Regions from separate parts of the Homo sapiens genome. Here all the other regions are linked to region 1. The links are chromatin contacts, found by Hi-C or POLR2A ChIA-PET in ENCODE. All regions are on one chromosome and are shown on one strand. The core of a region is the stretch at or near the end of the contact, and the rest is flanking DNA. Distances in the headings are between cores, read along the strand shown.

The links. A loop is a pair of places that touch in the nucleus more often than their neighbours do. ChIA-PET counts read pairs that join two places held with the same protein, here RNA polymerase II (POLR2A). Pooled maps may share reads with other maps.
Region 2: a loop to region 1 is called in a map of ascending aorta, with 7 times the contacts of the local background. The contact joins the promoter of CENPN here to the promoter of MPHOSPH6 in region 1. A Hi-C loop is called at or near these places in 5 of 168 maps with a recorded cell type or tissue (CD4-positive, alpha-beta T cell, ascending aorta, cardiac septum and 1 more) and 10 of 50 pooled maps. POLR2A ChIA-PET finds 5 or more read pairs at or near these places in 2 of 52 experiments (H1 and activated naive CD4-positive, alpha-beta T cell).
Region 3: a loop to region 1 is called in a map of CD4-positive, alpha-beta T cell, with 6 times the contacts of the local background. The contact joins the promoter of DYNLRB2 here to the promoter of MPHOSPH6 in region 1. A Hi-C loop is called at or near these places in 2 of 168 maps with a recorded cell type or tissue (CD4-positive, alpha-beta T cell and naive thymus-derived CD4-positive, alpha-beta T cell) and 6 of 50 pooled maps.

Annotation. Positions count from the first base shown.
Region 1 is chr16:82,168,729-82,171,999 of GRCh38, forward strand. MPHOSPH6 (M-phase phosphoprotein 6) reads right to left here and starts at 1,496. Exons shown (of 5, transcript NM_005792.2): 1 at 1,397-1,496. The coding sequence starts at 1,447. RefSeq lists an enhancer at 1,353-1,497, a cis regulatory region at 1,425 and a silencer at 1,472-1,631.
Region 2 is chr16:81,005,494-81,008,769 of GRCh38, forward strand. CENPN (centromere protein N) reads left to right here and starts at 1,721. Exons shown (of 11, transcript NM_001100624.3): 1 at 1,721-1,784. CMC2 (C-X9-C motif containing 2) reads right to left here and starts at 1,392. Exons shown (of 4, transcript NM_020188.5): 1 at 1,241-1,392. RefSeq lists a silencer at 1,130-1,499 and enhancers at 1,670-1,779, 2,090-2,229.
Region 3 is chr16:80,539,375-80,542,723 of GRCh38, forward strand. It overlaps DYNLRB2 (dynein light chain roadblock-type 2), which reads left to right and starts at 1,619. Exons shown (of 4, transcript NM_130897.3): 1 at 1,619-1,705. The coding sequence starts at 1,703. All of the region lies in intron 1 of DYNLRB2-AS1 (DYNLRB2 antisense RNA 1), which reads right to left. RefSeq lists an enhancer at 1,670-1,759.

The DNA.
Region 1 (3,271 bases), core at 246-2,745:
CTCAAAGTGCTGGGACTACAGGCATGAGCCACTGCGAATGGCCTATCTTTCAAAACATTATGAATGCTTCCTTCCCTCTTTTGGAAATTCCACCTCTTTAAACATGACATGTAACAGTTTGCTACTCTCTAGAAGTAGTGCTTAGTGACAGGCATCACAGAGTACAGAGTAGTAATAAAGAGCCAGGGTTCTGGAGCCAGACTGCCTGAATTCCCGTCCTGTCTACACTACTTATTAGCTGTGTAACTTTGGGTAAATTACTTATTTCTGTTTCAGTTGCCTTAGCTGTAAGAAGAGAGTTACTGCCTGTAGTCACCTCAAAGTGTCATTATGTGAATTGCATAGGTTAATATACGCAAACCACTTCAATCATTGTCTAGTACTATAAATATTTGCCATTTTCTTGATACTGTTCCCCGTTTCAATAGCTTTCCATTGCTCACAAAATAAAGGAAAATATCTTTAATCTGGCCTCAAATTCCCTGCACGTTGTGACCATTGCCTACTCTGCAACCCCATTTCTTAGTACTTGCCTTCCAGACATACTGAATTGTCTCTAATTCTTGGAAATTTCCATGGTTTTCTTTTTCTTTCTTGCCTCTCAGACTTCTGAACTCAGTTTCTCCTAGTTTAGGACGCTGTGCCTTCCACCCTCCCAGTAACCTAGAGACTACCCTGCGAGACTCACCCTCTTCTCCCTGGAAGAAGAGGGAGTTCTGCCAGCAGACTGTCTTTGGACTTGGACTGAGTACTTCTCTGGGTCTCCAGCCTACTGGCCCACCCTGCAGATTTTAGACTTGCATCTCCACAGTCGTGTGATCCAGTTTTAAAAATACCCCCTCTCTCCATACACATATATACACATATACATCTTGTTGATTCTGTTTCTCTGAAGAACTCTACTAAAAGAAGTATTATCAAAATTAAAAAGGAGCTTGAACTCATGTAGCCTAATGCTCTTCTTTTTAAAGATGAGGAAAAGAGATATTCAGAGAAAGAAGTGAATTTACCTAAATTACCCAGCTAAGGAGTTACACTTCCCATATATCATATTTATTGCATATATAAGTAAGCAACAACTTCTCGAGAAGCTCGGTGAGTCCCCAAGGTCCCCAGCGCTTCTACCCTCACTGCACTGGGTAAGCTGTACCCTGACTGCTTCTGTGTACTCAAGCTCCCATCCGCCCGCGGGCCTCCTGAGAGAGTCGGCCTAATTCGTAAGCTGGTTCCCAGTAAACAGTGCAGAGCAGGCGCTAAGTGAATGAATGAGCACGAGAGCTGGAAGCCCTCTGAGGCCTCTCTGGTGTCCCTTGTCCGCCCGCCGCCTCGGCCCCGGCCAGGTTGGAAGGACCGGGTGCCCCTACCGCCCGGAGTGGCGCTCTCAGCGTCCCCGCACCTTCATGCGCAGTAGATTCTTGGACAACCTTGTCTTTCGCTCGGCCGCCATGGTAGCTTCCGCCCAGCGCCGCACTCCGGCCGCGAGCCTCACCGCACATGCGCGGAGCCGCGTGCGCAGCTGCGTCCCTCGCGTAGTGCGCGCCGCCCCGCCCCGCCCCTCCCCTGTGTCTTGCGCGCGGGCGCGGCCACTCAGCGGGCGCTCTGCTGACTGAGAGGCTCGGGTAAGCTCGCGGGGTGGCGGGCGCGGGGATGAGCGCGGCAGACCGCAAAAAAGCCGAAGTCAGAGGACGACCCAGAACTTGGCTTCCCCGAGCCGCGGGTCGCCTTCCCGGGACGTCGGCCTGGCCCCCTCGGAGGCCCATCCTCCCTCGGGGACTCCCTTCCTCAGGGACCCCCTCCACACTCAGTAGTCCTCGCCAGCCTCAGAGAGGTTTCCGCCACGCCTGCCACCCGCCTGGGCCGTGTTACCCACGTGTTTTGTCTTCATAACGTGGGTGGCGGGCTCCCTTTGTTCTGGGTCGCTTTGCAGGGTCCAGGTCGTTTTCTCTTCACCAGGACCCCACGAGTTGCTGCTTTCCTCACAGCAGCCCGGAGTCCCGGGGGAGCGCGGCGGGGGCCGCCCCAGGCAGGCTGGCTTCATTCCCAGGCTGCTGCCGATGCGTGTCTGGCCGAGTGATCTCTGCTAAACAGAAGAATCTCAAGAAATGGCAAGGGATGGAGGCAGGGATGGGTGCCAAAGACACATGAATGAGAACAAAGCCTGGTTTTGATCCAAAGAATTGAAAAGACCATAGCGAGGGGCAACATAGGGAGACCCCACCTCTACAAAAAAAAAAAAAAAAAAAAAAAAAAAAAAAATATATATATATATATATATATATATACACAAAAAATATACAAAATATACATACAAAAAATATATACAAAATATACAAAAAATGTACAAAAGATACAACAAAAATAGCTGGGTGTGGTGGCACGGATCTGTGGTCTCCACTACTTGGGAGGCTGAGGCTGGAGAATCACTGGAACCCGGGACGTCGAGGCTGCAGTGAGCTGACATCCCGCCACTGGACTCCAGTCTGGGCTACAGAGTGAGGCTTTGTCTCAAAAACAAAACAACAAAACAAAAAAGAATTTAAAAAACCACTGAAAATAGGGTAGCGTTCCTACCCTGGTGTTTAATGCTCTGGGTACCACCTAAACACGTTTTCGAAAACCATTCCCAGGTCCGACGCTTTGGAACACCCTCAAGCTAATAGCATCTCGGCTGATACCATGAGTTCTACGTCAGATTGTTGACCTGGTCACCTTAGGGCTAATTAGTTCACTTAATCCCCATAAGAACCGGAAAGAAGGTATTGTCATCGTGTTGTTAAGGATTCTGAGACACAGAGTGGGTAACGCACTTGGTGTTCACACAGCTAATCCATGTTAGAGCTGAAATTCAAACACCGATTTGGATGTTAAAAGCCCTTTAGGTTTTCCCAGGGGTAAATAAAATCATTGTAATGTACCAAGTGGCTACAGAATCTCATTCACTTGTGACTGTGTGTGAGATGCCGGGGGTATAATAGCGTGTAAAAACACATATCCCCACCTTTCCTGAAGCTGATATTCTGGACGTAAGTAAGTGGCGACTGCTATGAAAGAGAGAAAACAGTGATGTGACAGAGTAACGCTTAGGGTTACTTTAGACCAGGTGGTTTGGAACGGCCCTTGTCAGATGATGGTGCTAAGGCTTGAAAGTTGAGAAAAACGTGTTTTATGAAGAGTTGGAGGTAGAGTGTGCTCAGAAGACAGCATCAACTGTAAAGGTCCTCAGATATGAACAAGACAAAGTCCGTGTTAAAAGTTTTACAAGTGGAAACAG
Region 2 (3,276 bases), core at 471-2,970, 1.2 Mb before region 1:
AATTATTTTTCAACTTTTCAAGCTATGAGCCATACTGCAGCAGAGGTCGCAGACACGGTCGGGGACGGCCTCCCCTGCCCACTTCCACTTATCACAGGACCAGTTCTAAACCGATACCACTAAGAAAGCGACTGGCGCTGGCACTGTAGACCCCATGCCAGGCTGCTTCTGGGAGGGACCCGGGGGTGCTGCCTAGGGAGAAGGGCTTAACTACTCTGACTTCCACCGAAGAGTTTCTCAGAGAATGCGCCCTCGCAGCTTTCCCTGAATAAACATTACCAGGACTTACAAGGTGCCTAGCACTCTGCCAGAATCATGTGAATTTCAGAGGAAAATACTCGTTCACACATCTCAAGGAACGCACAGGCTCGTGAGGGAGCATTCTTGCCAATGCACATGGTAAATGCCCAATCGATGTTCGCGGAATGTCAGAAACTGACAACTAGTTCAGGCCTCAACGCAGTAGGAAAAGGATGAAAAAGAAACTCATTTTAAATCAACTAAACAAGTGCAAAAGCCATACATATAAAGGAGAGGAGATACGAATGGCATCACAACATAATTCCTTTGCCATCGAAAACTTCCATGCCTTTGAGGTTTTAAATGAAGACTTCCAAAACTGATTTACTTAAGACTCTACGTAAAACGCCTGATCTTTAAACGCAAGAAAAGCAAGATGAATGTATTACTTTCCTGGAAAAAAAAAGCATTAAAGGAGAAAAAAGAGTAAAGTGTACTGATGGGGCTCTTGGTGGGTTCTCACATCACAGGGCACTGCAGCTGAGACTTGCTTGAACGGCCCCCGTTTTCTACCCGCAAATTCTCAATTGCTAGATAAACAACAATAACAACACTTTATTGGGCGCTCATCGTGTCAAACCCTGTGTTGAGGGCTCCATTCCTCAAGGTCCATTTTACCGGCGAGGAAGCCCCGGCTCCGGGAGGGGAGGAGCGCGCCCAAGGTCACCAGCCAGTTGAGTGAGTGGCGGGCGGATCCCAACCCCGAGCGACGCCCACGGCCTGTCTCGGCCACCAGCGTGTTCCAGCGAGCGCCCAGCCACCTCGCTCGCAGCCTCCCCAGCGCAGCAGCCCGGCTGTGGGCCTGCGGCAGCCGGGTCTTCCTGGTCCCCACCTCCTGGGGCCGACGGGCGGCAGGAAGGGGCTCGGCGGGACGCGCCATCAGGGACCTGAGGAGGAACAACGGAACGCGTTCGGAACGGCCTGGACTCCCGAGACTCACCCGACTCGTGGCCACACCGGGAGAACTGAAGCGGCAGTAGCCGGCGGAGACGCCCGACCCGAAGGCCGGCTGCTAGGGAGCAGACAGCTGAACCGCTTGCCAGACGCCGAAACCCAGTGACGCCCTCCACCGCTCCACCGTGCTCCCGGCTCCTCGCCCCCGCCGCCCGCGGGCCCCAAGGCGCATGCGCCGCCTGTCCTGGAGGGGCCCATTTCCGTCCGTCGTGGGGGGAGGCACAGTGAGTCCACTGGGGCACGGCAGCGTCTAAGCCACAAGCCGAGCACATAAGCCAGGTCCTAACGGAGCCTATGTGTAAGTCCACTACTGGTGCAAGGTTGCACACTTCTAAGAAGAGCGGCGTGGGGGGCTCGGCGACCTTCGCTTCAGTCGCTCCCCCGTGCAGTCCCCTGTGCCCAAGACACAGCCTGATGCTTGTGCTCCGGTGGGCGGAGCTTGGAGGCGGCGGGAACTGCAATTGGTGGCTTTGAAGGCGCGGCGAGCGGGAACAGCTCTTGAGGAGTGAGACTGCAGGAGATGTGGGCCGGTAAGAGAGCCCCGGGCGGCACTGGATCGGGCCCCGGAGGGTGTGGGGCCTTGAGGAAGCCAGATCCCAGGCCTCGGGGGTGGCTTTTTCGCAATTGTCGCACGTTGTGAGGCGCAGGATTGGCGCTGGGTCTCGGGCTCGGGGCGAGGAACTACGGTTCGGGCCGAGGTGAGGGGGCGGTGGCGCTGTGCCGGCTGTGACGTCACCTCGCCCGCGGTGGGGCGGGTGGAGCCTTTCGTAGGCTCGCGACTGCGTCAGGGGAGGGCCGTGTGGTCATGTGACCAGGGGCTCCGCTCTACGATCCTGGGGTTGCTTCCTTTCCCAGAGTTGGGGTTTTGCTTTTCTGTCACCTCGGCTTCCGTCGTTTTTTGTCCCTGTACCCTCTTGCGTTGCTCCTCGCATTGCCTGTTGGAGCGCAGCAGAGGTGTGTGGCTACGGGAACGTTACTTAAAATGGATCTTTTTGATCATGCGTTCCACAGATCTTGAGCATCTACTGTATGTCAGACACTAAAACGCTAGGAAGTATAAAGAAAGTTTTAAAATGGGGCCAGGCGCGGTAGTTTACGCCTGTAATCCCAACACTTTGGGAGACCGACGTGGGCGGATCACCTTAGGTCAGGAGTTCGAGACCAGCCTGGCCAACATGGTGAAACCCCGTCTCTACTAAAAATACAAAAATTAACCGGACGTGGTATCGGGTGCCTGTAATCCCAGCTATTTGGGAGGCTGAGGCAGGAGAAGCGCATGAACCCGGGAGGCGGAGGTTGCAGTGACCCGAGATCGCGCCACTGCACTGCACCCTGGGCGACAAAGCGAGACTGTGTCTCCGAAACAACAAAAAAAGGAAAGTTTAAAAATGGTCACGGGGTAAACGTTTACTAAAGGGATTTCCGTCTTAATTGGTGAGACTGAGGGCGCTCTACCAAATTTCTTTAGACTGGCGTTCTGCAAACTTTACCCGGAATAAATCATCTGACGTACTTTTTAAAAGATGCTAAATCTCAAGCCCTCCGTGCGCCCTCCTCACAGTTTAATTTGATAGGGCCCAGGAATCTTCATTTTAACGGGTAGCCTCGTCTGTGGGTTTTTTTGTTTGTTTTTTGTTTTTTTGAGACGGAGTCTTGCTTTGTCGCCCATGTTGGAGGGCAGTGGCACGTTCTCGGCTCACTGCAACCTCCTCCTCCCGGATTCAGGCTGTTCTCTTGCCTCAGCCTCCCGAGTAGCTGGGACTAGAGGTGTGCGTCACGACACCCGGCTAATTTTTGTATTTCTAGTAGAGACGGAGTTTCACCATGTTGGCCTGGGTGGTCTTGAACGACTGACCTCAAGTGATACACCACGCCCGGCGCGCTCCCGGCCCCTCGCCCGTGTTCTTAATGGGAGAGGTGTTGATTTGATGTTTCACTGACTGTTGAACCCCAAACCACCCAGGTTGTCTCCTCAGGCATTCATTCCACAAGTATTTATCAAAGACACATTAGACTGTTCTT
Region 3 (3,349 bases), core at 369-2,868, 1.6 Mb before region 1:
GTAGCTATAGTCAATCAGGTAAGAGCCAGATCTGTACACACATGCATGCATACACACACAAGCACACAAATGCACACGCACACGCACACACCAGACTCAGACTCCTTCCCCACAGCTATAGCAGTCCTTTCCAAAGCAACTTTGTTGGAGTACCAGGTGTTGAGAGTCAAGCGGGATTCTTTGGCTAGTAATAGTGAACTGGCTGAGATATACAGATTTCTTGGAGGGAAAAAAAGGAGAGAACTACAGTGATCAGAATCACCCACACCTCAACAAAAATTAGAGCAGAACTACAGTTTCTCAGAGTATTTCTGTAGTTAATATAATAAAATGACAGATGTGGAGTTGAAATGGATCATCGAGTCCAAGCCTGCCAATGAGTTCAAAACTGTCCCAGAGCACCCCTAACATGGACCATTCAGAATCCAGTTGACATTCCTAGCACGATGTATGCCTTGTTCAGTGTGAGACTACTTTCTGGAAATGGATGCACAAACAGAATCGGTATTACAGGAAGTTGTTATGGCATGATCCCTATGAAGATGCATTCCCAACTTACAGCTTGTATTTTGTAATCAATATTTGTCCTCCTCTAACCTCAGGAAGTCATAACACGACTCCAGCCATAAAATTTTCCTGCTGTGCTTCGTCGTACAATAGTGGCTCTTTTCCTCCTAGGCTATAAGGATATTATCAATGTCCCTCAAAAGGTCAAGTGACTTCTGATCATTCCTAACTGATCTTTAACGTGTTTCCTCCAACAGTTCCTTAAACACCCAATGGAATGCTCTTCTATGGCAACGTATAGAACCTCCGGAACTACCATTTGCAATTTTTTAGTAACTCAGAACTGTTGATTTTTAAAATGGCAAAAATACAGATCCTAATGGATACTGACAACTAACAGAAATACTGACAAGTAGCAACTCTTCAATGGAGTTGAGAACAGGAAGAGGGTGCTATAACTAGGTGAGAACATAAAATGTGCAACTGTGCTTACTCTACTGATCTTAGAGTAGACAGATAGAAAGTAATTTTTTTAAGTACATAAGGTTGTACTATTTGATGCTCTGATATATTTTTCTTCAATATAAAAACTACTGGGAGGCGAGCGAACAGTATCTGCCCTGAACAGGGCAGTACTAATGGACGGTCACAGGCAGCTAAGACTATCACCAAACCCCTAGAGCAGCCCAACCCCGAAGTCAGATGGTCCTGTCCCCTCCTTACTTGCTCCAGGGCAAGTATCACACGTGGACATTACTGCTTCCGGTACTGTTTCGTGCATTTTGTTTGGTGCATTTTGTCCGTCTCCCTGGCACCTGGTGGGTGGTGAATCAGCAGTTTTTGAACGAATAAGTGGTTATCACATTAATTCGTGCCTCAATGAATGAATGAATGGACAAACACAGGCCGGGAGCCTGACCCACTTCCCTCTTCCCTCCCGGGACCCACTGCTCCAGGATTGGGCGAACCTCAGGTGAGCGCCTGCTCCCCTCTTCCGCGAACCTTCGCCTACGGCGGCCGGGAGGCATCAGGAGCGCGGTCAGGGCGAAAAAGCCGACTCGCGAGCGCGCAGGCGCAGCCCTGACGCTTCCGTGGGGCCACTTCCTTTTTTGTCTCCTAGCAACGGCGGGTAGCGTTGTTGACATCCCGGGAGGCTGTGCCGCCGGCCTGAGCCCAGAGTTTCGCGGCCTCCGCGATGGTAAATCTGGGGTCTCCGTCCACGCCCCGCCGTTCCAAGCACGCCGACCGTCAAGGACCTTCGCACCCAGCTTCTGGGGCCCACCCAGGCACGGGCGGTCCAGGGGCCGCGGCGGAGGCTGGTGGCTCCAGGATCTTCCTGGAGGGGCGAGAGGGAGACCTTGGAAAGGGGCAAGAAGATGTCTAGATGACTGGAAGCTGTTTTGGGAATTGATTTCGCGGGGATGGTACATAAGGAGGGGTGATGTTGAGAAAGGGAAGAGAGAGATTCAGAGGATGAAGAATGCTCAGGGGAGTGAGAAATCCGGGGAGCCAGGAAAGTTTCCAAAGAGGGGGCGGGAGGCCGAGATGGAGAGGAAAAAAAATCAGACCCTTAGAGAGAAGGAAGAGGTGGGACAGGGAAAGCAAGGGAATGGAAGGGTGAGAAGGGAAGATACTGAGAAAGAAGAAAGGGAAATAAAGAAAAAGGAAAGAAGTGATGGGAGACCCGCCCCCCTCCCCCCCAGAAAAAGAGGTAAGAAAAAAAAAAGTAGAGACTGTGGAAAGCAAAGGGCGTTAAGAGAAGAATGAAACGGGGATTGGAGATGGGGATTAAGAAATTATACTAGGAGCACTTACAAATCATGAGAAGAGAAACAACTGGGTGGAGAAATGGAAAGGCCAGGGAAAGAAAAGAAAGGAGTTTGGGAGATAAGTAAAGGGAGAAAGATAAATAAGGACACAGTGGCTGTAAGAAGCTGTGGACATCGTCTTAAAGATTGCCCAAAATGCAGTGAATTATTGATCCCCTGTTCAACGCTTACGGTTTAGTGTAGTGTTTCTCAAAGTCAGATGCAAACATTCGTTGCTACATAAGATGGCCGAGAAATGCTAAATAAGAGTGAATCACATCGTGAGAAAGTTATTCCTCTTCCATTTTGTTCAACCTTCAGACTACATACAGGAGAAAATTTCTGTTGCTATTAGGTCCTTAATACCACTGTCATTTGGAAATTTCCATTTTTTCATCCGAAGAGCAGGCCTCAGGCTCAGAGCTTTCATTGCAGTAGAATTTAATGATAGGCTCTCTCTTCATTTTGTTCATTTTGTTTGTTTTACAGTTATTTCTATTTATGAGGAATAACGTCAGGTTTCCATTTGTGGTAGTGACATACGATTTCCTCTTAAAATGCATTTATTTAAGCTTTTAGCAGTGAGATAATTTAAAGAACACCTAGATAAATAGTATACATGGCATTCATAATGGCAAGAATCATGAATCTAGTACACAAATGCCTAAAGTCAAGAAAACCTTGGCTCTGATGCTGAAATAGAGAAAATAAGTGCTCCTGCCCATACCAAGTACAAAGGAAAACTATCTTGAAGTAACAAAATGTTCACCTGTGCAATACTGAGGAAAAAAGAATATAGCAAACCCTCATCAAGAGAATTTGCAGAATTCAAAATATCCAGTGATTGCTCAGTCATGAAAAATTTGCAGGTTTGGAAAAGATCGTTCTTGTCTTTGAGTTTTCTACAGGGGAAGAAAACATACAATACACTCTACACATAAGATTCCGAATGAGTTTAAAACACAATAATAGATTCCAGAATAATCACTCATAGTTGAACATTCAGCTTGCACTGAGACGCAAGCTATAGTTAT